Regions from separate parts of the Mus musculus genome. Here regions 1 and 3 are each linked to region 2. The links are chromatin loops, found by intact Hi-C in ENCODE. Cell type or tissue: left cerebral cortex. All regions are shown on one strand. Each heading gives the region's core, and the rest is flanking DNA. Links, peaks and the distances in the headings are about the cores only.

Evidence for each region. Peaks named below come from ENCODE experiments on the same cell type or tissue, not always from the same donor. Only the 100,000 strongest peaks of a DNase experiment are listed, where the experiment ranks them.
Region 1: a loop joins it to region 2, with 8 times the contacts of the local background. A loop is called at or near these places in 12 of 42 quality-filtered maps.
Region 3: it touches region 2 in a loop (10-fold over the local background); 30 of 42 quality-filtered maps call a loop at or near these places.

The regions. Positions count from the first base shown.
Region 1 is chr2:105,254,277-105,259,544 of GRCm38, reverse strand. All of the region lies in intron 1 of Them7 (thioesterase superfamily member 7), which reads right to left. Among named protein-coding and RNA genes, the nearest start is that of Them7, 33 kb to the right of the region's middle. In left cerebral cortex, for the core only: a CTCF peak has its summit at 2,693 (motif pointing left); a DNase peak (open chromatin) is centred at 2,700.
Region 2 is chr2:105,425,367-105,430,634 of GRCm38, reverse strand. Gm39900 (a long non-coding RNA gene) reads right to left here and starts at 1,267. Exons shown (of 3, transcript XR_866615.1): 1 at 618-1,267. In left cerebral cortex, for the core only: a CTCF peak has its summit at 2,368 (motif pointing right); a DNase peak (open chromatin) is centred at 2,395.
Region 3 is chr2:105,331,950-105,337,217 of GRCm38, reverse strand. All of the region lies in intron 3 of Them7 (thioesterase superfamily member 7), which reads right to left. Among named protein-coding and RNA genes, the nearest start is that of Rcn1, 65 kb to the left of the region's middle. In left cerebral cortex, for the core only: a CTCF peak has its summit at 2,697 (motif pointing left); DNase peaks (open chromatin) are centred at 2,714 and 3,375.

The DNA of each region.
Region 1 (5,268 bases), core at 502-4,501, 170 kb after region 2:
TGGGATGTGTGTGTGTGTGTGTTCTTTTGGAAACATTGTCTCCCTGGTGAAAATGACAGTGTTCTGGAGGGACTGATATCTCTCCTCCACTAGACAGACAGTACAACCTAGGTAACCTAGGGCTTTGGCAAGGAGTTGGCTCCCACTGGAGGGAATTCTTGAGATTCACCCTCCTGGAGCAGATAGCAAGAGCTAGTGTGATGCTGTGTAGAGACAGGCCAGCCATCCAGTTAGAGATGAGAGAGGCAGAACTGAGCATTCAGGGTGGAGAGCATGGTGCGAAAGGAAGCACATCCAACAGCTAGGGTTCTTCCCTTCCTTTGCTGGGAAGCAGAAAAAAAAGGAGAACAAGGTTTGATGAGATGACAAAGCCAGAGTGATATAAAGATGTGAAGAGGGAATCAGGAAAATCCTGCCAATGAGAGCTCAAAAACACAGGAGAAAACAGAATGAGGTTGAGTTGTAGAAACAGCCAGGCCATCTTCCTCTGTGAATCACTCTCTGAGGGCAGGTATGCACAGACAGGTGCTCTCTCCTTCTCTGAGGGCAGGTATACACAGACAGGTGTTCTCTCCCTCTCTGTGGGCAGGTGTGCACAGACAGGTGCTCTCTCCCTCTCTGAGGGCAGGTGTGCACAGACAGGTGCTCTCTCCCTCTCTGAGGGCAGGTGTGCACAGACAGGTGCTCTCTCCCTCTCTGAGGGCAGGTGTGCACAGACAGGTGCTCTCTCCCTCTCTGAGGGCAGGTGTGCACAGACAGGTGCTCTCTCCCTCTCTGAGGGCAGGTGTGCACAGACAGGTGCTCTCTCCTTCTCTGAGGGCAGGTGTACACAGACAGGTGCTCTCTCCCTCTCTGAGGGCAGGTGTGCACAGACAGGTGCTCTCTCCTTCTCTGAGGGCAAGTGTGCACAGACAGGTGCTCTCTCCTTCTCTGAAGGCAGGTGTGCACAGACAGGTGCTCTCTCTTTCTCTGAGGGCAGGTGTGCACAGACAGGTGCTCTCTCCCTCTCTGAGGGCAGGTGTGCACAGACAGGTGCTCTCTCCTTCTCTGAGGGCAGGTGTGCACAGACAGGTGCTCTCTCCTTCTCTGAGGGCAGGTGTGCACAGACAGGTGCTCTCTCCCTCTCTGAGGGCAGGTGTGCACAGACAGGTGTTCTCTCCCTCTCTGAGGGCAGGTGTGCACAGACAGGTGCTCTCTCCCTCTCTGAGGGCAGGTGTGCACAGACAGGTGCTCTCTCCCTCTCTGAGGGCAGGTGTGCACAGACAGGTGCTCTCTCCCTCTCTGAGGGCAGGTGTGCACAGACAGGTGCTCTCTCCTTCTCTGAGGGCAGGTATACACAGACAGGTGCTCTCTCCCTCTCTGAGGGCAGGTGTGCACAGACAGGTGCTCTCTCCTTCTCTGAGAGCAGGTGTGCACAGACAGGTGCTCTCTCCCTCTCTGAGGGCAGGTGTGCACAGACAGGTGCTCTCTCCCTCTCTGAGGGCAGGTGTGCACAGACAGGTGCTCTCTCCCTCTCTGAGGGCAGGTGTGCACAGACAGGTGCTCTCTCCCTCTCTGAGGGCAGGTATACACAGACAGGTGCTCTCTCCCTCTCTGAGGGCAGGTGTGCACAGACAGGTGCTCTCTCCCTCTCTGAGGGCAGGTGTGCACAGACAGGTGCTCTCTCCTTCTCTGAGGGCAAGTGTACACAGACAGGTGCTCTCTCCCTCTCTGAGGGCAGGTGTGCACAGACAGGTGCTCTCTCCTTCTCTGAGGATAGGTGGGCATAGACAGGTGCTCTTGCATAAATAGGATCATAACTGGTTTCCTTTTATTCCACAGTAGAATAAGTTAATAATGCATCCATAGTGTAACAGTGTTCTCTATCAAATGTTCTAATTAGGAACGCAAACTACCTTCCTATGATGTCAAAATGTCCAAGTGTAGGTGGACTCCAAAGACCATCTGGATCCTGGACTTATGCCCAGGCAGCACGGGACTGTCCTTGATTAGACCTCTCTGCCCACATATTTCAGAGATGGAGAGTTACATGCTGGGCATCCTGGAAAACACAGTCCTCCAATTCCCCACTCAGACATCTGATTGTATCATTTTTTTTATTTTTTTGCTCTTCCCATTTGTCATATTAATAAAACTTCAAGGTAGGTTTTCTCTTTTTTTCTGGTGTTTTGGGTGTACATTTATTTAACTATGTATTGAAGTCTGCATCTGTATGCTAAACACTCATGCAAGAAAGAGCAGAAAGTCAGTACTGCTCTTACGTGTTTTCACCTGCAAACTATTCCCTTTGGGAGGAGAGATGCTTTTTTAAAAGCAAGAATAACTTCAGAAGAGACAGACAGACAGACACACACACACACACACACACACACACACATACGGAAAGGGAGAGAAAGACAGACACAGAGACAGAGAGGGGGCAAGAGACAGAGACACACAGAGAGAGGGAGAGAGACAGACAGACAGAGACAGACATAAGGAGAGGTAGAAGGACAGAGGGAGAAAGGGAGAGGGAGCAGGGGAGGGAGGGAGGGAGGGAGAGAGGGAGAGAGAGAAAGGGGGAAGAGGAAGAGGGAGAGGGAGAGGGAGAGGGGGGAGAGGGAGAGAGAGAGAGAGAGAGAGAGAGAGAGAGAGAGAGAGTTCAACTTCAATCATAAAGTGCCCCCAAGTGGACATTGTTTAAACTACATTGAGAAATCCTACAATTGCAATCAAGACTGAAGGCACAAACACTCTGGTGATGGGCAGCAGTGGGCTTACTTACTCTTGGTTTTGTACATAATTTAATAAGACCAGCAGCTGGGGAAAAGAATCTCATTGACGTATAAAAAAATAGACTCTGCAAACACACTCTTCTGGCTTCCTGGGAACTTAACTGGGTCTGGATACCGCCTGTGGCTATGCTAGATCTTACAAGGACAGAGTGGGTCCTAGAGCCAAGAGAATCCCCCTGTGGCCTTTCTAGAAAGCTCCCTGTCTATTTAATTGTATTCCTTACTCCACTATCAGGACTTATCCCACTGAATTACTTGGCATCCTGTTAAGCCTGTCACTTAGATTCCATAACAAATTAAGTTCTATGAAGGCTCTGCTCTTTCTCAGTATTAAAATATTCATATCTGCTCTAACAACCTGATTTTTTAAAAAACTGGCTAAAAGCTTTGCTGGTATCCCCTATAGGAAGTGTCATTTTTAATGAACCCATAGGCATCATAAATAAAAAATAGCTGGTAATAAAGAATTGATAAAGTAACTCTGGCCCCAGAGAGATGTCAACACAGCCTGGGGAGAGCCTTTTCCAAAGAGGAGTCTGGAGCCTGAAGACCCCCCCCCCAAACAAACAGTAAAGAATCAGGGCACTTGCTGAAAGCGTTTTCTTAAAACACAGGGGTCTCAAGGAGGGTAGATGACAAAGGTGACAAGGAGGGCCTTCTGTGATGCATGGGAGGAAAAGGGGTGCAAGTGTGGGAGAAGAGATGCAGCCAGCATTTCCACAGCATTTACCAGACTAGGTACTGTCTTCCCCCAACCCAGGAAATTAGGCAGGGAAGCTTCCTGTTGTAAACGAAGCCAGACCCCTTCCATGAATGGAGGTGGAAGGGTCTGAATCCCAACCCAGGTCTCATACACAAAATGTGAGCCATAAAGCCAGCAAGTGTAACACTCACTAGCCCTGCTTGTGGCTGAAGTGTCTTGGTAGGGAAACCATTGCCTAAACCAGACCTTCTTCTATGGTTCTAAGTGCTCTACCTGCAGCCCAACCTTCTTTCTACAACTGCAGACAGTCCACCCCATGACCCCACAGGTAAGTGCAAGGCCCAGAAAGCTAAGCTTCAAAATATAAACAAAATACAGCCCACACTGAGTCACGACTCTGCCTTTTCAGGTCATGATAAGACCAACGGATTTTTCTTACTTCTCTAAGACTGCAAACTCCTCTGCTCAGTGGCGATGACAGCCTTGTTCCAAAGTGGACTCAAGGCAGCCCCAACCACCGACTTCACTGAAAGGCAATCAGAAGAGAATGTAATTAAGTATCTGTTCATGGCAACAGCACTTGTCATAAGAGAGTTTCTAGAGGAGGGCTGGTATAGAGCCTGGCCATTTGTGACAACAGAAAACCCCAGCTCCAGGGGTGTCCAGGACCACCCACAGATCTGTTCTTCATCTTCCTAGGGGTGGCCATGCAAGAGACCCACTCTCTTCAGCGGCCCACTGCGTGCACACCACGCTCCTCTCTCCACATCTCTAAATGCCTCTCACAGCATTTTCTTGGGGTGCGGGGAAGAAGAGTGGACAGGGAATTTGGCTTTTGCCACCCCTGGGAAGGTACATGACGGTGCACATGACAGAAAGTCTCACTTCACTCTGGACCTTCTCCCCCAAGCAGTGGACAGAAGGAGAGAGGCAGCCTGACCTGAGGCAAGCCAGTGTGTTTAAAAGAAAACAGATACAGCAAGCTTGGAATAAGGGAACAGTCGTATATTCTCAAGTAACAGACGGTCCAGATTAATAATCTTACTTCAATCTTACTGGTTTCCCGTTTTGGTTTGTTTGTTTGCTTGTAAGTGGGTCTCTCTGCCTTTCTGTGTGTCTCTCTGTCTGTCTCTGTCTGTCTACCTCTCTCTGTCTCTCTGTCTCTCTGTCTCTCTGTCTCTGTCTCTGTCTCTGCCTCTCTCTCTCTCTCTCTCTCTCTCTCTCTGTGTGTGTGTGTGTGTGTGTGTGTGTGTGTGTGTGTGTGTGTGTGTGTGGTGTGTGAGGCTGGCATCAGATGTCTTTGGCTTTTTTCAATCACTCTCCATCTTATTTTTCTGAGACAAGCTCTCTCTCCTGTTGAGCCTGAGACTCTCCGAGTTGACTAGACTGGCTAGCCCTAATCCCTAAGGCATCCCCCTATCTCCATTTCCCAGTTCTGGGATTCCAGGCTGGGGAATCTGAACTCACATCCTCAGGCTTGCACAGAACACAGTTTATCCACTGAGCGGTCTCCATGGTCCCTAGTCATCATGTTTGTTTTGGTTTTCCTTACGTGATATTTTCCAGAACGTCAGCATTCCAGTCTCCTTGGTCAGACAGATGTATTCATCAGTCTGGATAGATGCTTCATGCTCCTCTGTACAGCTAAGTTTGGGAGTTGTTTGTTTGTTTGCTTGCTTGCTTGCTTGCTTGTTTGATACGTAAGACATGGACAGTAATAGTCATGTCCTGAGGAAATTGAAGGCAATAATCCATGTAAAGGAACCAATGTGCAATATTTATCTTGTATTA
Region 2 (5,268 bases), core at 438-4,437:
CCCACTTACTAATAGCATATTCAGCAATGCACGAGTCACGTTGTCAATCACCTGATGAGGTCAGTGCTCTCAGATCTAGTCACTTCCTGTTACCCCTGGGAGCCTCCGGTACGGACGCTTCCTACTCAAACCATAGCAGCTAACACACTCTCTCACTAATTAATAGCAATGACCTTTCAAGTTAAGCATTGCAATCTGTGTTCTGAGTGTGAATTAGAGATATTTTAAAGTACTCTTTAGTTTAAGAACTGTGGAGCAGCAGAAATGGAGCGAATTCGGGTTTGACCAAGGCCACGCCCACAGCAGTCTTCCTGAACTATTCCCTTTTTGGCATTTTTGTTTTAGATTTTTCTCTCATTCTTCTGGCCCACCCCCACCCCGTCTTGCCTTGAACTGCCTCCCATTCTCCGACACACACCCTATTTCTCTCTTCCTTACTATTGAATTTCACTTTTACCCAAAAAGCACACTGTCTTGCAAAAGGCCCTGGCGCCAGGTTTGAGGTTTGTTTTTATTTCCTGCAAGTTGTAACCATGAATCTGGTAAGTCATTTCCTCTCCCCGAGCCTCAGTTCTTGTGTCAAAATAGCCAATAAATCCATGATAGCTCTTACCTACCTCATGCAATGACCGTGGGATTCAGCTAAAATAAACTAAGATGCAGATGTTAATCTCTGTTTCCATTCTGTAGCCCAGCAGCTCCTGAAGTCTCCAGACCGCAGTGTCAGCATCCCAGGAACGTGGTAGACGTGCAAATCCATAGGTCTCACCAAAAGCTGACTTATTAGAAACCACATGTACCAAGCCCTGCAGACGATTACAACCACACTTACACTTGAGAACCACTGCTGAGTGTGCTCACAGACATGGGCAGCGAGGCACACACGTTTACACTCAATTAAAACCAGGCTTAAAATATTAGATTGAAAAAGGAAACCATGTGTTATGCTTTAAGCCCTGTAGAAAGGTTGAATCTGTTAGCGCCTCCCAAGAGAACCAATCTCTCAGGGGTGGTTCCTCCGAGCAGGCTGGATCTGTTTAATAACAACTGTGTCTAATGAGGAGCCTCCATGGCATTCTGATGTGGGAATCCAATACCTAACATGGAAGAGTAACCAACCCTGGGAGCTGGAGACATGGTTCAGACTTGCTGCTCCTCCAGAGGACCAGAGTTCAGTTGCTAGCACCCATATCAGACAGTTTACAACCACCTGTTACTACAGCTCTCGGGCATCCGACAACCTTTTTAAGTGAGCCTTCAGAAGCACCCACACTCATGTGGCATACACCTAATTTTTTCAAACTTTTAAAAATAAATAAAAAAATTTAAAACCGTCTTATTTTTAACATTTTCAAATGTCATCAACGTAGAAAATGATGTTTGAGTAAGAACTTCATTGGAAAAAGATCCACCAAAATCAGAATATACTCCACAAAACAGGGTTTGCCCACTTTAAACAATGTGTGGTCTGCAGTGCACAGCTCCCTCCAACACCTCTGTTCATACAGCTTTCTATTCTTTCTTCTTTATTGCAGCTGGCGAGTCCTCAGGAAATACCAGCATTCGGAGTAGTGTGGCTACCGGTCAATCATCTGTTGCAGGGAGAGAACATTTGAAAGGTAAGGATGCCACTCGGGTACCCAAGCTGGCCCACCGGGGCACCTACTGAGCTCCGGCGGTCCGTGGCAACACAAACTTACACCACCGACCCTCCGATGTGTTGAGCAGTTGGAGAAATTGCTTTCTTCATAGACAGCCACAACCCAGCTGAGTTGGGAAGCAGGTGGCTGTGACTGCTCACTTTTTTTTTTAAATAGTGTCAACACACGAGGTGCACTAGCTTGCTCTCTCTTCTTCCTTGTGCTTCTCTCCACACAGTGTAGATTGTTCTGTCTTCCCCTGCAGGACTGACAGAGTCCATTAGGAAGAGCGAGCGACTGGAGCTCCCAGGGGGATCTCCGGTTTCTGCTTGGAGAGAGTGAGGCTGGAAGGAGATGCTTCATGCAGTTGCCACATACAGCAGAGCCCTGGCTAACAGGTAGTTAGAGACCCTACAATTACGGTAAAGAGGTCTCAGCATCGCTTTAAAAAGTCATCTACATATCATAGCTAATAACTTGAAAAATATTTAAGTCATTAAATTTTAAAAAGCAAACCTTGGAACATTTTATTTGTGAGACATGAACACATGGTCATCTCTGGTTGGAAGGATTATTGGTGACTTTATGCTTTTTTCGCTTACATTAACGTTATATATCGTCTTAAACAAACCTGTGCAACTTTTCTAATAATATAAAACGAGAATGATTAAAAGGTAATCACGATTGCGCAATTATTGCCTAACCTTAAGTTTGTTTCTTCCATCTTCCAGCAGGTGGCGCAATGGCAATGTCTGCCATCCCAGCAGCCTTTCACCTTGCAGGCTGAAGAATCTCCGGATGCTTTGCTGTTTGTCCGAAGGTGGGTGCAAGGCCTGGCCATGACAGAGGGTAGAGGAAACACGGGTTCCCCGGTGAAGAAAGGACACTTAGAAGAAAACGCTGAAACTCAGACTCTCTGCCCTCAAGTCTCTGGCCCCACAGTTCAGTTCTTCACACAGCAGCATAAACAGTGTTTGAGAAACTCGATGGTAACAGGAATATATACTTTTTCTCTCTCTAATTCCGTTATCTGGCCAAAATCAAAATTCAAATTAGCTTCTCTTTCGAGCATTTCTGGATTGGATTAGAGCTACATTCACCAAGACTTAACCAAGTCTTGGTGGTAAATTAAATTTTTATTTCAAAAGCGAGGAGGGACTTTCCATTCTCTCGGTATCCTCTGGCCAAGGGATTTTTTAATAAAGAAGGTGTCCGGCAGAGAGCAGATCGGTGTTTAGGTCAATTTAGAAAAGGGGAGTGTGGAGGCCCACAAGCCAGGGTAACCAACTTATCAGAATTGACGACAGATGCTTAGTGTGCATTCCACCCCATATCTACACAGCACACAGACTCCCACCCTCAGGAAATGCGCTGCGCTGAGCACAGCCAGGGCACAGCCTTAGTCCAGCCAGGAAAAAAACCCTTAAAGAGACCACACATGGGATCATTTCAACTTTGTTTCAAAATGTAAAACTACCTGCTCCTAAGAGAAGCATTCCAAAGGAGAGGCAGGGAAACCATTGGATCCCACCAGAACGTTCATGTTCTATCCAAGCCCACCAACCTTGGGAGCTAGGGAATGTTCTAGACTTTTGGTGTTATCTCTCTTGTTTATTTCAGTAGGTCTTCAGTCCATTTTTATGTAGTGATGGTAGTGGGGCAGAGAGAAAGAAGAGTCGGGGAGAAGAAGACGAAAGGGAAAGGAAAGGTGTGGAAAGGAAGGGGTGGTCTTCTTGGTGACAGGGGTGGTCATGTATTTGGGATAACTAATCATGAGAAAAATGGGAGGGAGGGAATGAGTGAGTGAGACAAGAGACTTCCTCCCTTTTCCCTTCTCCACCTCAGGGAAAGAGGGACAAAGAGTCAGGAAAGGCACTGAGAAGATGAAAGAAAGAGAAGGGACAGAGGGAGGAGTGATGGGAGGGGTGTGGAAGAAGGAGGGAGTGGAAAAGGGTATGAGAAGGAAGAAAGAAAAGGGAGGGAGGGAGAGAGAGGAAGGGCGGGAACAGGGCGAGAGGGAGGGAGAGAAGGGAGAGGGGGAGGGGAGGGAAGGGAAAGAGAGAGGGAAGGAGGGTGTTTGAAGGAAGGATAGAGACATCTAATCTGCGCAGAGAAGCTGGCAGAGTCCACCCCTGCCTGCATCCAGCAACTTTTTCTTTCTGATTCTTACACTTTTTTCTCAACATGTGATCTAGACGCCTCAGCCAAGCACCAGATGCAGTTGCACTCAATAGTGTAGATTCTGACTGAAATGAATCCCAGCCCTAAAACACAGCGTTGCCGACCCCATACAGGTGGAGGAAGGAGTCACGGACTGCAGATACCTCAGCATAAGCACTTGCTGCTCTTTCATTTCTCAACACCCACACCAGGTGGGTCACCTTGCCTGTGACTCCAGCTCTGGGAGACTGACTCCCTCTTCTGGGATCTTTAGACACCTGCATACATGTGCACATACCCATACCCGGATACATGATCAAAAATAAATTAAATATTTGACATAATAAAAACCAATGCAGATGGTCAGAAGGAAATGTATGCACTGGCAGGACTGCCTCTCTCTCTCTCTCTCTCTCTCTCTCTCTCTCTCTCTCTCCTTCTCTCTTGCCTGGTAGCTCTCCTCTCCCTCCTTCCCCTCTCTTCCTCTCTCATCTATTCTTTTATCCTTTTTCTCTCTCATACACACATCTCCTGAATAATCACAGTAGTGAGAATCACATAGAAACAACAGCAACAACAACAAAGTTCTCCCCATGTGAGACTATGCTCCAGAGGGATTGACGTGTGTGTGTGTGTGTGTGTGTGTGTGTGTGTGTGTGTGTGTGTGTGTGTGTGTGTGTGTGTTCATTCCACCTACATTTCCATCGTAGCCCTGCCTCTTCCTAGTGTGCTAACTTACCCCACATCTGTTGCACCTAGCTCTTAGCGTAGCTCCTGGCCATGAACGACAGTGATGCAGGCCAGGCGGCCTTCTTTTCCGAAAGCATCAGGGAGAAGGTAAAGCATGGATCTCCAAGCTGGAACTCCCTGACTGAGTTCATCAAGGAAAGTGATCGACTGATAGGACTCTGGGTCGGAAGTAACCTTTGAAAAAGTCTCAGTGTGCTTTTTGAGACCTTTGAAGCGGCTAGCTGAAAGCTATCTGTGAGACTGGTGAGCCTGAAGGACCAGATGATCTTCAAATTAACCAGCCAACAGCACAGGAATGCAGCCAATCAGAAAGAAAACTGGCCTAGTGTGGGTACACGCTTCTGGTAACCTCCTTTGTTGGACTGTCATGGAGTCCTAGTGACTCGAGGGAGGAGCCTGGTAACAGGAACACAGGACTCTTTGGTAGTGGCTAGTGACCAACCACTACAGAAGTGTCACCATAACTAAAACTTGGTGCTCTGATGATGATACGGGTTAAACAGAAGTATGGGGTCCAATCCCACCTCCACCTGTTTGTCCTCTTATGCAGTGGACAGAGTGAATGCCTCTTTCATAGGCATGTCTTCCTTAGCCAACAGAGCGTGTGTGATTTGATTGAGAGGCCCTCCTAATTCTGGGAGGATCATTCAACATAAGTGGCAATGGTTGGTTCCTAGCCTTGGATAGCTGGCCATTAAGATATTCAGGAGCCACACTT
Region 3 (5,268 bases), core at 502-4,501, 93 kb after region 2:
AGTCTTGAAGGGAGCATGTAGTGTATAAAATATAATGAAAATCAATAACAAACTTTGTGTAGAAAATCCTCTAGTAAATCGCACAGTTATTTTTCTGCGGAACTTTGTAAATCTGTTTAGCTTAAGTGGGTGCCGTGACGCCTTGACGTGCTGAGATTCCAATTGTCTTTTCTTTTCCAGCCAATTGGTTCCGTAGGCTTTCTGCCGTTTACTGGTCCTTCTGTGAGCTTATGGGGGGGTGGATTGGGGGGGGGGCGAGCATGGAGAACGCCACACAAAGGGAGAAAACTGCACAAATGAATAACTAACAAACTTCAGATGTAATTATTCCCACTCTCTGGCTGCCACTCCTCCCCCAGAGAGTCACCAGAAAGCACAGCTTGTTAGAGGAGCCCTAAATCTCCTGGGCCATTTGACTGTCAGAGAAGTGTCTAGAGAGGAACGTCTAAAGCCCTATCAGCGGTACAGAGAAAAAAGCGAGGCACATTCCCCGTGGCAGTGGGAAGTGAGGGGACACAAAGGGACATGAAAGGTTTTCTATAGACTGGGAGAAAGGAAACACACATCAGAAGTGCTTCCGGAGAGAACTGCTGGGGAAATTCCTCTTACAGAAGCAGGGCAGCACAAAGGCCAGTTACTGGTTAACTTTAAGAAAGAGAGGATGATCTGGGGGCGGGGGTGTCATGTTAACCCAGTGAATGAGATGGCTCTGTCCATGGGTTTGTGGTCAAAGGAGCCCGTGGGAGTCAGTCTAGAGAGAAAGCTGGGAGGCTGACCCTAAGCACAGGTGGTAACAATTGTTCAGGATCCCCACGCCCACAGTCAGCCATTCCCCAGTGGCCCTTGCCTGGTTGGGTTCTGAGATTTGCAGAGCAATGCCTGGCTGGTTTGCTAAGGTTTTGTGACTCAGTTTCTTCAAGATCTGGTATTTCCAATCCCCAGATGAAAACTGTCCAGGGCAGGTAGGTTCCTGAGTGCCTGCTGAGGAAGGATCTAGAGAGGGGGGGTTCTGATCCCCAAGTCTCTCTCTCAGCCCCCCCAGGCAGGTCCCTGGAGGCTAGGTCCTAGAGGTCAGGATGGCCACCTTCCCCTCCTGCGGCGATACTGCCTTCTGCCTTCTGCCTCTTACTCTCCCGTTCCTCCCTCTGCTCCATCATGCCTTGAAGACTCTTCTGGGTCACCCAGAGTGTGGGTACATGCCAGACCCCTTTACAGCTTTGGGTTGGGGACTTTTCCCTCACACAGACCTTGGCCTTGAGTCTAGCCTCTGAAGAGCAGAGCCCAAGGCTCAATAGTGGCTTTCACTGGGTGGTTGACCTCACCGACACAAACAGGACAAAACCCCATTAGAGTTCAGATGGAAGCCTTCCAAGCCAGACAGCAACCAACTGGAGGCTTTGCAGTTCTCTTTCCTGGCTGCTTTGTCTTGGTCATGGGCCGTCTTTTTTTCCAACTGGAATGTTTTGAAACTCAGAACCTCTCTTGTAGTTGAGATGGGTGATGGCAGGGACCTTCAGTGCTTGTGTATGTGATTGGCTTCCTCTGATGTTGGGCATGGTGCTAACTTCAAACATGGAGTCTTATAACTTGGTGTCCTCCAAGCTCTGCTTGTATTGAGTTTATTTAATTGTTCTGTCACCTTGCCCTCCCATTGTCTGACACTCATGACTGCTGATCCCTTAAAGGACACCCCCCCCCCACACACACACACACACAGGGAAAGAGAAAGAGACACAAACTTAAGACTGGATAAAAGTATGATTGTTTTTAAACAAACCTAAGAAAAGCAAGTCAAAGATTCATTAACCAGAATTCTTTGAAGCCTCTAATAATCCTTATTAACAGTCTTATATCTAAAAATAACCACGGGCAACCATCTAATCTGCTGGACAGAGGAGGGGCTGGTGGTTTGGAGAGCTCGCCTGGGTCCTATGCACAGTGGCTGTTTTTGTTCCCACTGTCATCTCAGCCATCAGTTTCGGCTCTGCATGAAACACTGCCTCTCTGCTATGGAAAAGCTAACTCCACTGGCTAGACCTCAGCCCCAGAGAGGCTCAGTGACAGCTTCCATGTGTCTTTCTGGACAGAAGAGCTAAATGTCATTTTACATGTTTTCTCTGTGCTAGACCTGACCAGCCGTTATCTTGGGAGCATAGGGCTTCTAGCTGCTCACCACAACAAAAAGTTCACTGACAAATTATCCTCACATAGGAAGCAGTGATAGCTCTCCTGTGAGTCAGTAGGCCTAATTTCTGCCTTATCCTGCTGATAGTTAAAAAACAAAACCAAAAACGTGTGTGTGTGTGTGTGTGTGTGTGTGTGTGTGTGTGTGTGTGTTTAACAGGTGCTCTTGGAGGCCAGAAGATAGCATCAAACAGCCTGGAACTGTGAGTCACTTGGTGACCTGGTGTGGGTACTGGGAACTGAACCTGGGCCCACTGCAAGAACAGCAAGTGCTCTTAACCCTGAAGCCATCTCTCCAACCCTTTCCTGTTAATTTACAGTCACAAGGGCATCCGAGGAGGTAGACCATGTGACAGGGAAGAGGAGGAACTGGGCAAACTGGGACAGGGCTATGCACTGGGTGGGGGCGGGGATGGTAACAAAATATTTTGTTTACAAATGCCTTTGAGGGGCTATCCTCCTCCAATTCCTCAGACTACAGCGCCAGTGTGGCCATTTGTGGCTTTCTTCTGCCCTCTAGTGGGAAAAGATGGTCAGTGTTTTTCCTTGAGTGACAGCCAGACTCTCATATGCACTTGTCGGCCTTCTTATTACATCATGAATTTTGATAAGCCCATTAGCCAGCCAGGCAGCCAGGAGGAGGATGTCTTTCTCACTTGATGACTACACAATGAGGAGTAATATATTTTAATTTAAACACCATAAACCTATTGAGTGCTTAATTAACTTTAACCGTCTTTAGGGGAATGAAGCCAATTTGAGGGGGTCAAAAGGAGTTGTTTCAATATCAAACAGTTTTACATAGTCAATCCATTCATTCGGCCTACAGCTACTGATTAACACACAAAATTAACATGTTAGTAAAAATTCATATTCAGGCCTCTGGGGAAATTAAGATTCGCATGCACAGAGCGTGATTAGCACAGCTATTGTTTCCTCCCAACAATATAATTTAATGGGTTTTTAGAATTACAGAAAGAGAGACTCGGTGCTGGTTTGAATTGATTATTTACCACAAAGCTTTGAAATATAGAAACGATAGAAAACATCTCAAGCCAAAAGGGCCAGAGAACAGAGGCAGAGGAACTCGGAGAGAACGCTGCTTTCTGAGCAAGCTGGCCAGGGTGGACTGACAGAAAGGCAGGCTAGGTGCCGCAGCCAGAAGCCGGACCGAAGGGACCGGAGAGAGGCTTTGGGGCTGCGTGGGAAAGCATGGGAAAGTACGTTTTCTGCTTTTCAGGCAAGATGGGATTGCTTCATTTAAGATTCAATCACAGGACACATCCAGCCAATTCCCTAAAAGTACGTATCTCAGGCAGCTCATGCTATTCAAACATGTCAGAGTCAAATATACGGAGAAAGAAAAAACAGGAAAAGGGTAAGGTAATTACCATATTCACAAAACGAATCTAATTCTGAGCTTCCTAGCACACAAAGGGAAAATGCTAAGTGCCCTTTAATATATATTTATCTTTATCTCATTGTCTTAAATAACGTGCTTAACCGGATAGACATGTTTCCTTCCTTGTGCTAAACTGTGAGAGCAACTGATATACAGTCATTTAGAGAAAGGCCACCGAGTAGGAGGACTGTCACCACATCTAATGACAGTCTAGTGAAAGGTACAGAGGTCTTCAGAAAGGGCTTCTTACGTCAGAGCTCCATGAAAGGTGGGAAGCTTTAAGATCTGGTGAAGCCAGCTCCGTAGGGATCTGTGCCAGCGTGGGCCAGACAGATGCTCTGACGATCTTCCTGGAAGCTGGGTGGGTACAGAATCCTTAGGACTCAGTCCAGCAGGAAGCAAGTCGGGGTTTCCACCCCTGTAATGACGAGGTTTCTAAAGCAGCAGCCATATCTCACTGAGTACCTTCAGTCTCTGTATCTCTCCATTACACTCTGCCTGGTTGGTTCTGATGTGAATACGGTTCCCTCACACCATTTCACTGAAGGGCTAGTACTATTGTGTCACGCGCTTGGGGGGGGGGGGTCACATGCTGACCATATCTCTCCTCCCTCATCTCATTACTTCCTGATTTTTTTTTTTTTAACCACATGATACAAGTCTGCAGACCCCACTGCCACAACAGATCAAAGCTCTAGGGGATGAAGCAGTTAGAAACCCACTGGACACAACATGGCTGCTCCAGGGACCTGATCTGTCCACCCAGAGACCCTGCCTTCTAAACTGTTGGGGATACCAGCATATTAGCCACGTCTTCAAGGTATCTACATTCCTAGGACTCTATTTATTTACACCCAAGTAAATAATTACAGAAGTGTTTAGAGACTCAACTCTGTAGACATTCACCTCAGCATTAACTCCTGACACGCCAGAAACACTCAACAGTAGATTGAGTAAGTCTGGCTTGTGTTAACTAGTTGTGAGTAACCAGCAGCCTAAAGCAGACCTACATATATCAATACAGAAAATGTTCATTTTATAAGGTTTAGTTAAAAGAGCACAGAATAAAGCAGTATCGCCCCTAATCCCATTGTCTTTAGGAATGAGTGTATGCAGGCAAGCGCACAAGAAGTCCAGAAGCCAGCAGCAGATGCTTAGCGTCATCATTGACGGAACCGCAGTGCATTTTTAAGCTATGATACTGCCCTATTGGTCTGAATAGCCTAGAACTTCTAGCAGTCGAATGGTTCTGCTTTGAGAAAAGGAGAGAGGCAGTGAGCTCTTGCTGTTTGTCCTGTCCCAGAGCTAGGGACAATTCCCGCCCTCGGGTGTTAGCGAGTGGCTCCCTCATGTTTGCTCTCTGATGCTCCACATTTTCACTCTTCTTCTCTCCACATCCTAGTCTGCAGTCTGACCCTGACCCTCCTCATCATCACCCTGAATGTCTGAAAGTCCCATGGAGTGGGGTTTTTCCTCCTGGGAATCCAGCAAGAAAGTGGTACTCAGGTTAGAGGACTCTGGGATCACAGCCTTACACAGTTCCTCTGCTTTTCTGGGACAGAGGTGTGGTAGTCGAATCACAGAACGGTGTGGGAGAAAGACTGAGGTCTGTCCAGCATAGCAACCCAACCTGCCTGCCTCTAGACTTTTTATATGAGAAACATCACATTCATGCTTCAGCC